Linked DNA regions of Homo sapiens: region 1 is linked to region 2. A link is an interaction called in ENCODE POLR2A ChIA-PET data of the cell type or tissue named here. Cell type or tissue: MCF 10A. All regions are shown on one strand. Links, peaks and the distances in the headings refer to the core of each region. The heading gives the core; the rest is flanking DNA.

What was found. Peaks named below come from ENCODE experiments on the same cell type or tissue, not always from the same donor. Only the 100,000 strongest peaks of a DNase experiment are listed, where the experiment ranks them.
Region 1: POLR2A ChIA-PET joins it to region 2 with 5 read pairs; 3 of 35 experiments call an interaction of 5 or more read pairs at or near these places.

Annotation. Positions count from the first base shown.
Region 1 is chr2:241,456,552-241,460,551 of GRCh38, forward strand. It overlaps FARP2 (FERM, ARH/RhoGEF and pleckstrin domain protein 2), which reads left to right. Exons shown (of 27, transcript NM_014808.4): 14 at 196-371. Among named protein-coding and RNA genes, the nearest start is that of MIR3133, 19 kb to the right of the region's middle. In MCF 10A, for the core only: no CTCF peak of the experiment used is centred there; no DNase peak of the experiment used is centred there.
Region 2 is chr2:241,387,524-241,394,700 of GRCh38, forward strand. The region is part of intron 2 of FARP2 (FERM, ARH/RhoGEF and pleckstrin domain protein 2); the gene reads left to right. Among named protein-coding and RNA genes, the nearest start is that of FARP2, 35 kb to the left of the region's middle. RefSeq lists a silencer at 5,629-5,688. In MCF 10A, for the core only: no CTCF peak of the experiment used is centred there; a DNase peak (open chromatin) is centred at 3,568.

The DNA of each region.
Region 1 (4,000 bases), core at 1-4,000, 68 kb after region 2:
CCATCAACCCTCATTTTCATTTTATGTCATGTTTAGAATTGTGTGTGATAGAGGCTGTACATACACATTTTACAGGAAGCGCCTGGCACTGTGTGAGGCTGGCGGTTGAATGGTCAGGAGAGTAGTAGCGGCTCTAAGCCAGCCTCACAGCCCTTTCTCATTTCTCGCTCCATCCCCCTCCCCGTTCATTTCCAGGCCTTTCCACGAAGAGTCCTCAGCCTTCTCCCTCCAGCCGGAAGAGCCCCCTGAGTCTGAGCCCTGCATTTCAGGTGCCTTTGGGCCCAGCTGAACAGGGCTCATCCCCACTCCTGAGCCCTGTCCTCAGTGATGCTGGCGGAGCCGGGATGGACTGCGAGGAGCCCAGACACAAGGTGGGCCCCTCGAGGCTGAGAAGCTAGCAGAGGGTTGCAGGGTGGGCCTGTTTTCACTGTTCCTTCGGGTGGTGCTGGTGGGGACCCTGGGGCGGGGCAGGGAAGGGCTCTGCACTCACAGCCGCCTTACCAGCCTCCTGAGCAGAGAGGAGGTACTGGGCCGCCTTCCCTAGCAAAACCTTCCTGAGACTTTCCTCTTATCTCTGGGACTCCAGGTTCCTTCGTACAAAAACGAGTTTCCTTATTCATTTAGCAAACGGTCCCTGGAACCCACAGGCTCCATGTGTCAGGCTGGATCTTCCAGCCTCCCCCACTCTTCCTTCCTTCCTTCCCACCTTCCTCATTTCTCCCTCCCGTCCTCCCTCCTTTGCTCCTTTCTTCTCTCCCTGCTTGGTCAAGCTTCTACTTTGACAATTGAGTAACTGGGAGGAAAGATCTGGGTGCTAAGGGAGGGTGCACTAGGGACTGCTTTGGGTTCCGGAGAGGCTCTTGGGCAGGAGGCCCAGTGTAGAAAGATCTGGGTGCTAAGGGAGGGTACACTAGGGACCGCTTTGGGTTCCGGAGAGGCTCTTGGGCGGGAGACCCAGTGTAGAAAGATCTGGGTGCTAAGGGAGGGTGCACTAGGGACCGCTTTGGGTTCCGGAGAGGCTCTTGGGCGGGAGACCCAGTGTAGAAAGATCTGGGTGCTAAGGGAGGGTACACTAGGGACCGCTTTGGGTTCCGGAGAGGCTCTTGGGCGGGAGACCCAGTGTAGAAAGATCTGGGTGCTAAGGGAGGGTGCACTAAGGACCGCTTTGGGTTCTGGAGAGGCTCTTGGGCGGGAGACCCAGTGTAGAAACATCTGGGTGCTAAGGGAGGGTGCACTAGGGACCGCTTTGGGTTCTGGAGAGGCTCTTGGGCGGGAGACCCCGTGTCGATGTTGGAGACAGTGGAGGAGCCACCTGGGGCGAGGGGGCGGTTCTCTGCTGTTGTGGCACGGGGAGGGGGGCACATGGGCCACAGACAGGGGTGAGGCTTTATGACAAAGTTGAGGCAGTGTCCCCTATGGGTCTCTTTTTATCAGAGATGATAGGAATAAGGGCACAAACTGAGAGTCTGCAGGGAGAAAGTGACCGAGCAGAGAAGCTCACTGCTGGCAGGCACAGGGCAACCAGGGGCAGGGATGCTGTGGCCTCAGGGTGGCCTCCACTCTCCTAGCCCAGGGGAGTCTGCCTACAGCTACGGTTTTGCAGATGGACCCTAAAAGAAAAGACTCAGGGTCCAGGGAGTTTGTAGACTATATTGGGCCTGGAGTCCACAGAGAAGGGAGACATGGGGTCCCTGAGTGGCAGCTGGATGGGAAGAGGCCATGGGGCCTCTAGGAGGGAGGGAGTCAGTGCTGGTACAGGGGGAGGTATGTCATTGTGACACCTCAGCACTCCTGCTTTGGCCCGAATTGGCCAGAGGATATTCTGTCCAAGGCCTGCCTTCCAGATGCCAGGGCTACCCGTGGGATGCTGGGACTCTCAGCAGGTAGGATGGCACAGGCAGGGCAGTCTCCTCCTTCCTGGTGCCCTGAGGGTCCCCCTGGATCCCACTGGAGTGGAAGGAGCCCCCTGGTCTGGAGGCAGCAAAGGATATTAAACGTACTGCTGCACGAGGCCTGCAAGTGAGGGCTAGTTCTGGGCCCTGGCAGCAAGACTGTTTCCAAAAAAGATGTCTTTTTATTTTATTTTGGAAACCTAATGACAATCTCTTTAGTTCACTGTTTCTTTGGTACAAAAAAAAAAATGGCTACCAAGCAGTCTGTTATTAAGACTAAATTTTAATTTGTAACTTTTTATATTACAAAAATCAGTTGATTCTTTAGATGGTTCTATAGGATGACAGCTTGTCACATCTGAGGATAATTGGGCTGGTGGCAAGTGGCCCTGGGAGAAGCCTGTGAGTCATGACGTGGCATGGGGCCAGCAGCATGGCAAGGCCCTCTGGGATGGGGGCACCTCAGGGTCCTCACCGAGCCATGCCCTTGAGGAGTTGGTGGCTGGGTCACTGCAGAGAAAGATTCGGCAGCCCTTGGGCCCAGCCCCTGCGTGTGGGCACCCTCAGCCCTGACGTGGTGTCTCCTGTTGCCTCTCCTCAACACCTGGGCTCTGGAGGGAGGGCTCTGGGCTCTGCTTCAATTCTGTGTGTGTGAGTTGAGATAGCAAGGCTGTTGCCCAGCACAGGTGGGCTCCGAGATGGCAAGGATGGCCCTTTCATCACCATGCAGGGGCTGCTGGTTTGACCCAGAGGTAGGTTCCCACCAGAGTACCCCTCTGTGCTGACCTCATGAACCAGTGTGCCCAGCCAGGCTGCAACAGGTTCTGGGGAGACCCCGGCCCCACATTCACTGACGGTTCTGCTGGCAAGGCCTGGCAGACCACTCTCCTGGGGAGCCAGGGTGACAGGGGTCTGAGAAGCACGTGCTGCCACTGAGGCCACCCGTCAAGCTTTTGCACTTGCACCCAGTTGCTGGGCTGTGCGGGGAGGGGCAAAGAGCTGCCCACCCTCCAGCCCACCCTCGCCAGCTGGTGCCCTCCTCCCCAGTGTCTCCCACTTGATGCACTGTTTGTCCCCTTTTTAATAGAGATTTGTGAGGATCGGCCACAGTCGAAAGGTAGGAAAGCCAAAGGTGGCAGAAGCCTCTTCCACGCTCTGCATGGGCACATAGACCCTTCATGTGGGGACAGGTGGCGAAGCTCACAGGAATTGCATGCTCCTCTGGGCCTATCCCTGGCCGCCGTCTCATCCCTGGCCTGCAGCCCAGCTTGCTGGGGGTCAGGTTTGACATTGATCTAGAGGTGGGGGCAGCGTGGCAGCTGCTGTATTTTCTGTCCCTGAGAGTCTTCTCACGGTATTCCTTGGGCTGATTGGGCGGGGCGGGGCGGGGGCAGGGGCGGGACGGAAGACCCTTCTCTTGGCCAGTCTGCTCCCCTGACTCCCCTGTGACCCACTGGTGGCACCTGTGATGAGAAGTCTCATCAGCGACTGCTGTGGCTCTCTGATGGCGTATGTGTCTCTATGTGCCTCGCCCCTGGAGGAGTGGAGCTGCTCCGGGACTCGAGCATCCTGTTTCTTTCTATAGAACAACATTCAGAGTTAGGACATTGCCTTTGGACTCCATGCCACGGTGACTGTGGCTAGGAAGTTGTCCTCCCTCTACCAGACTCTCCCCCAGGGCCCAAGGCCAACAGTTTGTGGGGCATTAACATGTAACATCCCTGTCCCTCAGCTGTGTGGGGAAGGCTGGGGCCTCCCAGACCATAAACATGGGCCTCTGGGGACGGGACCAGCTCTGCCCCCAGAGAATTCACTGGGCATATCAAGCTCAGGTGGAGAAATGACTTCTTTTTTTAGAGATGGGGTCCGTCTCTGTTGCCCAGGCTGGAGTGCAGTGGTGCAGCCACAGCTCACTGCAGCCTTGTACTTCTGTGCCCAAGTGATCCTCCCAACTCAGGCTCCCAGGAGCTGGGATTACAGGTGTGACCACCTGCTTGGCTAACCTTTTTTTTTTTTAAGAGACAGGGTCTCACTATGTTGCCCAGGCTGGTCTCAAACTCCTGGCCTCGAGTGATCCTCCCATATCAGCCTCCCAAAGTGCTGGAATT
Region 2 (7,177 bases), core at 1,214-5,213:
TGGCTCATGCCTGTAATCCCAGCACTTTGGGAGGCTGAGGTGGGCTGATCACGAGGTCAGGAGATCGAGACCATCCTGGCTAACACGGTGAAACCCCGTCTCTACTAAAAATACAAAAAATTAGCCAGGCGTGGTGGTGGGTGCCTGTAGTCCCAGGTACTCAGGAGGCTGAGGCAAGAGAATGGCGTGAACCCGGGAGGCGGAGCTTGCAGTGAGCCGAGCTCGCACCACTGCACTCCAGCCTGGGTGACAGTGTGAGACTGTCTCAAAAAAAAAAAAAAAAAAAGAAAATTGTTTTATTTACAGTAGCATTAAAAATAATAAAATACTTTGGATTCAATTTAACAAAAGAACCTTAAAACTTGTACACAGAAAATCATAAAAGTATTGAAAAAAATCAAAGATCATCTAAATAAGTTGAAAGACAATGTTCATGGATCAGAATACTTAATATTGTTAAGATGGCAATACTCTCAAACTGCTCTACAGATTCAATATGATTTCCATCAAAATCTCAGCTAGCTTTTTAGTAGAAATTGACAGCAGATCTTACAATGTATATAGAAATGCAAGGGATAGCCAAAAACCTAAAATAGCCAAAAACAATCTCAGAAAAGAAAAAAGTTGGAGGACTCACACTTTTCCATAGCAAAACTTATTGTAAAGCTTCAATAATCAAGGCAATGTGGTATGGCATAAGGATAGACTTATAGATCAATGAAATAGACTTGAGAATCCACAAATAAGCCCTTACATTTATGGTTAATTGATATTTTCAAAAAGAATGTCAAGACAATCAATGGGAGAACTAATAGTCTTCCACAGATGGTGCCTAGGCAAGTGAATATCCACATGCAAAGAATGAATTTGGACCCCTACTTCACATCATACTCAAAAACTAATTTAAAATGGATCATTAATGTAAATGTCAGAGTTGAGACTGTAAAACTCTTAGAAGAAAACCTAGGAGTAGATATGACACCAAATTCCAAAGTGATAAAAGAACAAATAAAGATGCTATCAAGAAAGTAAAAATAATGAGAGAAAATATTTGCAAAAGATATATCTGATAAGGAACTTACATCTAGAATATACTTTTTAAAATAACTCTTATAGCCTGGGCAACATAGCAAGATCCCGTCACTACAAAAAAAATTAGCCAGGTGTGGTGTCACTTGCCTAGAGTCCTAGTTACTTGGGAGGCAGAGGTGGGAGGATTGCTTAAGCCCAGGAGATCAAGGCTGCAGTGAGCCGTGATCATGCCACTGCACTCCAGCCTGGGTAACAGAGTGAGATCCTGTCCCAAAAAAATATCTCTAATGCTATGGACTAGGTGTTTGTGTTCTCCCAAAAGTTTTGTATTGAAGCCTTACCACCAATATGGTGGTATTTGGAGATAGGACCTTTGGGGTGATTAGGCCATGAGGGTGGAGCCCTCACGAGTGGGATTAGTGCCCTTATAAGAATAGACATGAGGCGGGGTGAGGTGGCTCATGCCTGTAATCCCAGCCCTTTGGGATGCCAAGGTGGGCGGATCACTTGAGGTCAAGAGTTAGAAACCAGCCTGGCCAACATGGTAAAGCCTCATCTCTACTAAAAGTACAAAAATCAGCTGGGCATTGTGGTGGGTGCCTATAATTCCAACTACTTGGGAGGCTGAGGCAGGAGAATTGCTTGAACCCGGGAGGCAGAGGCTGCAGTGAGCCAAGTGTGCCACTGCCCTCCAGCCTGGATGACAGAGCAAGACTTCGTCTCAAAAAAACAAACAATCAAACAAACAAAAACTCTTCGGACTTAAAAAGAAAAAAAGAAGAAGAGACATAAGGGAATTTTCTTCCTCTCTCTCTGTGCTACTCCACTTGTGAATAGAAGAAAATGGCCATCTGTTAACCAAGCCTTATACATCACCAGAAACTTTATCTACTGCCAGCTTGACTGCAGACTTCCAGCCTCCAGAACTATGAGAAATAAATGTTTGTTGTTGAAACTGCCCAGTCTATGGTGTATTTATTATAGCAGCCTGAACCAACTAAGACATCTTACAACTCTGTAAAACAACCCAATTTAAAATCTTACTCAAGGTTACGCAGGAACTCAAGAATTCTCACCCAGGTGATCCACTTTCTTTGAATAACAGTTGTCTTTCCTTCTCTTTCTGGAGCTCTGATACTGTAGTTTTGTGCTCTTGTATTATAGAGGCAGTTGCTTTATTAAATAGTTTTTAATATCTGTTTCTTTTTTATCTTGAATACCTTTTAATATTTGCAGCGCTTATTCTATTTTGATCACCCATCTTTGAAGCAGATAAGTTATTCACAGGTTGGCTATTTTAAGGAGGTTCTCTTGGGGATTGGCTGGTCATAGACTCATTGAAATGTAAAGTTCATGCCATGACTCGAGCTTGGTATGTGGGTTTGGATGTGACTTGCTTGAGATTTCTTCTTTGGTCTATCACCTCTGCTCTTCTAAGCCAAACTGGGCCCACACTTGGACCCTGCTACCCAGGTCTCTTCCCATCCTTGCTCTTACAAGCAAGGGACTGAAGTTTTGCACCTCACTGTGCCCTTCACCTTTGATAAGTGTTCTTAGGGCTTCTGCTGAAGTTGGCCCCGTGGCATAGTGCTTGTGCCCCCACTACAGATGCCCAACCCCTTGCTCTGTCCCTATTGCTAGTGGTGCTTCTCCCCACAGTTTTGTGATGCAGGATTTGAGAGTTCCTACTTTTGCTGAAAATAGAGTTTCTTATTTACCTTTTTGATTTTGAACGAGTCCAGCAAATGACTAAGGAGATGACAGCTGGCACTGCCGTCTTCAGGACAGGAGTCACGAGGCATCTTCTGGATTATCATACCCCAGTGTCTGCTACAGCCCCTCTCCTAGGTTCCTCGTAGACACATTTGTGATTCCTAAATTTGGATTTTCTTTCATCATTTTTATCTCTAGAAGAATGCATCTGTTTATTTTTCCACACCACTGATTCCAATTCAAGTCTTGTCCATCTGTTGTTTGGGCCTCCTGTTGAGGTTCGGTTTCTGGAGTCATCTTTGTAATATCCCCTTTTCATTATTTAGTTGGATTCTTTTTCCAGTCTCCTCTCATTTTATGAATACCTTTACCTCTAACACTGACCTTTTTGGGGATCTTATTTTTTTCTTTAATTTTAATTTTTTCCCATTTTTATTAATTTTTATACAAAGGCAATAGTTGTACATAGGATCTTATTTTTTTAGATTATGTTTTCTTTGGTATACCAGGTTTACTCATTCTTCGGTGACTAATTTCTCTGCTTTTCAGGTAGGTCTCTGTAGTTCAAGAGTTTGGTTTAAATGTCTAACCATTCTTAGTGTCTGTGTATTTTTGCAAATGAGGTTCAGGTTGATCAATAATGGTCTTATTGGCCTTTTTTAAAGGCTGCTATTTGATTTCCCAGGCAGGCTTCCCTTCTGAAAATGACAGCCACCTGGCCACAGGGCTGTGGGAGTGAGCTGCGTCCTGACCATAGTGAGTGGGTGGGGACGCTGACAGACACGTTTCCTTTTTGTGAGTTTTCACAAGTACGCACAAGTAAGGACAGGCAAGCTGCTGGAACTCTTTTGGTTGATGAAGAAGAAAGAAAGGAATTGCTTAAGAGCTTGCTTTGAGAGATCTTACTGCTGAACTAAGCTACTCTTCTGTTTTGCTTTTTCTCAGATGCTAAGTAAAAGACAGTAAAGAAGAAAATAATTATATGTTTTGTGCCCAACTCCTAAAACAAGCCAGTTAGTAGCAGGTTGCTTCTTTGGCTTCTGGTGTTTGGCATACACTGTCTGCAAATGTGCTGGGAAGATGGGGTTGTAGTGAAGCGGGGCCTCCTTCACCTTGGGGTGTGTCCTTCTTGATGTGCCCTTGCCCAGGTGGAAGACTTTAATAGACATAAAGCAGTAATGGGCGAGTGTTCTACATCACCTGCTTTTGTGCTCAGATGGCAATCCCCTCCACATTTCCACTGGTGTCTCTGTGAGGAAGCTCATCGCAGGTTTTGTATTCTCGGGCCCACCTTCCCCCACTTCTGAGAGCACTAGAAGGCACAATTTTCTCTCCTGATGAATTTGGGAATTCAAGTAGGCAGCTAGCAGAATAGACGCCAAGTGAACCTCCATTTAATGACTCTTCTTCCAGTTTTCAACCTCATCTGGTCGTGCAGAGCTTCTGCTACCACTACATTGCAGTAGTTAGGAGGACCACTGTGGATTTGGCTTTTTTTCTCCCCACTCTTGGGGAAGAACCCTTTTTCCCAAGCTCAAGATGTTAAAGCTGTACAGTCGTTTTCCAGAGAATACCATTGAATCGTTCAAGGGCCAGTCAGGAGACAGAAACTGTACCAGTAATTTGAACAGGGAAATTTAATAGAAATAATGATTAACCAGCAACAGAGGATTAACTACTAAGACGGGAGGGAGATGCTAAAGAATATAGGACCAGGAGATATGGTGAGCAGCTGCCACACCAGGGCTGAGGGAAGGAATATCCAAAGAAGCAGCAAAGTTGAAAGAGGCCTTCTCTCGCAAGGCTGAGGTGCAGACCCATTGGCATTGGATGGTGAAGTTCACTAAGGTGCCATAGGAACCGGCTGGCAGGGAGGAAACTGCCCACCAGTGGGACCGGAATGCCAGTGAAACTCATAGGATGGTGTGAGCCGCTGGCTCTCCTGCACACAGCTAGCAAGAAAGCCAAAAGCCCAGAAATGGGGAGAGAAGGCCCTTCTTGTTGTATCTCCCCAGAGCCCTCTACTGGCAAAGCCAGCTTGTGTAAAAGGAATGTCTACAGGGTGCTACTCCAGTGTCACAAAGCAGGGTAAAGAAGGGTGGGTTTGGAATGGAAAGGCAATAAATAAGTAATTGAGTCACCAGTATTAACAGGTTCAAATTGGGGGATTTCATGTTGTACTGTTTCCTTGAGTAGTTTAAGAGAAACGATTGTAGAAGAGCTAGGGTATGAATGAATCCATTGATACATAAGCTCAGTTTTTGCCCACATCTCATGGTAGAGATGATTTATCTGCCAGTTGGTCTCTTCAGTCTAGAAAGATGAAGTGCCTGGGGATTCATTTGTCCCTCTATGATACAGAACCCTTCCCTTAGAAGCAGAAGTAGCAGTCTGGATGTGTTGGCTCATACTTCTAATTGCAGCACTTTGGGAGGCTGAGGCGGATGGATTACCTGAGGTTAGGAGTTTGAGGCCAGCCCAGCCAACATAGTGAAGCCCTATCTCTGCTAAAAATCCAAAACCTATTATCTGGGTGTGGTGATGTATGCCTGTAATCCCAACTACTTAGGAGGCTGAGGCAGGAGAATCACTTGAACCCGGGAGGCAGAAGTTGCAGTGAGCCGAGATGGCACCACTACACTCCAGCCTGGGCAATAGAGCGAGACTCCATCTCAAAAAAGAAAAAAAAAAAGCAGAAGTAGCAGTTAACATCTTTTTGCTGAGATTTAACGCTACTCCTGATGGTTCTTTTTTTTCTCTCTCTTTTTTGAGATGGAATCTCACTCCATTGCCCAGGCTGGAGTGCAGTGGTGGCATCTCAGCTCATTGCAACCTCTGCCTCCTGGGTTCAAGCAATTCTCCTGTCTCAGCCTTCTGAGTAGCTGGGACTACAGGCACCTGCCACCACACCCGGCTAATTTTTGTATTTTTAGTAGAGACAGGGTTTCACCTTGTTGGTAAGGCTGGTCTCAAACTCCTGAGCTCAGGTGATCCACCCGCCTCGGTCTCCCAAAGTGCTGGGATGAAAGACGTGAGCCACTGCACCCGGCCTCCTTATGGTTCTTAGTGCAATTTGGAGTAGAAGTTTGGTGTACAGTATTTTAGGAATATGTGAGAACCCAAGATTTGAAAATGTGCCAAAATGAGAGTGAAATGCCTATCAAAAATGTTGGTGACCTTTCAAAGAATGTAGCTACAGTTTCCTTTTGAGCGCTCAAGATTATTTTCATTGTACAGTATAATATTATAAAAGGAAATTTGGGATTGATCTAATTAGGCAATAAAAATCTTAAGTAATGAAACTTACAGTACAGATATGAATTATATAATAGGAGGGGCCATCTAGATAGATAGAGGAGTTATAATTTGGCAAATGAACTGTAAATGAGCACATGAAACAAGTTAAAGGACAAAAGCTGTTTCAAGAAGAATTTTCCCACAGAGCTTAAGACAAAGAATAAAGAAGTACTTTGTTAGCCAGGCCTTTGTCGCCCATTTTCATCTAGACACAACCTTTAATAGTTTTGTAAATGTAAGTTTTTAACAATATTGTTTATACCTAAGCCTGGAAAAGGACCTTAACACCATGACCAACTAGAAAACTGGAAACACTGAACAAAAAGTTTTGCTTTTTAACTTGTATTTTTTATACTATGTTCTTAATACTGTTTCTCCTCCAGCCTAGTATTGAAACAGTTCTGATTTGAGTCAATGTTGAGTTCAGCAGGAAGCACAGTGTGATGGCGGGGTTTTCTTCCATTCTGAGCATCTGGATGATGCCAGTGCTCTAACTGGCTGTGAGGCCCTTCCGACCTAGTGCAGGGAGAATCTTGTTTCATCTGATCATTTGGTACTTTGGGAACATGCAGTGATTATTGTAGTCCACCTGATAGTGAATTTCTGTATTTTTAGGACCAGAAGGTATGTTTTAAGTCGAGAAGATTTGAAAGGATAAAAGTGGACATGTGGGCCAGGTGCTTTGGCTCACGCCTGTAATCCCAGCACTTTGGGAGGCCGAGGCAGGCTGATCACGAGGTCAGGAGATTGAGACCATCCTGGCTAACACGGTGAAACCCCATCTCTACTAAAAATACAAAAAAATAGCTGGGCGTGATGGCGGGCACCTGTAGTCCCAGCTACTCAGGAGGCTGAGGCAGGAGAATGGCATGAATCCAGGAGGCGGAGCTTGTAGTGAGCCGAGATCGCGCCACTGCACTCCAGCCTGGGTGACAGTGCGAGACTCCATCTCAAAAAAAAAAAAAAAAAGACATGTGACTGATACAAGTGACACTGAAAATAGAACTGATTATGACACTTTATGACCTACTGTCCAGGTCGTAAGGCATCTATACAAATTATGGAGAGTGAACCTGTGGAAAATTACTTTGGCAAGAATTCTTGAAAAAAGTTTGGTTTCTTTAAAGTACATTAT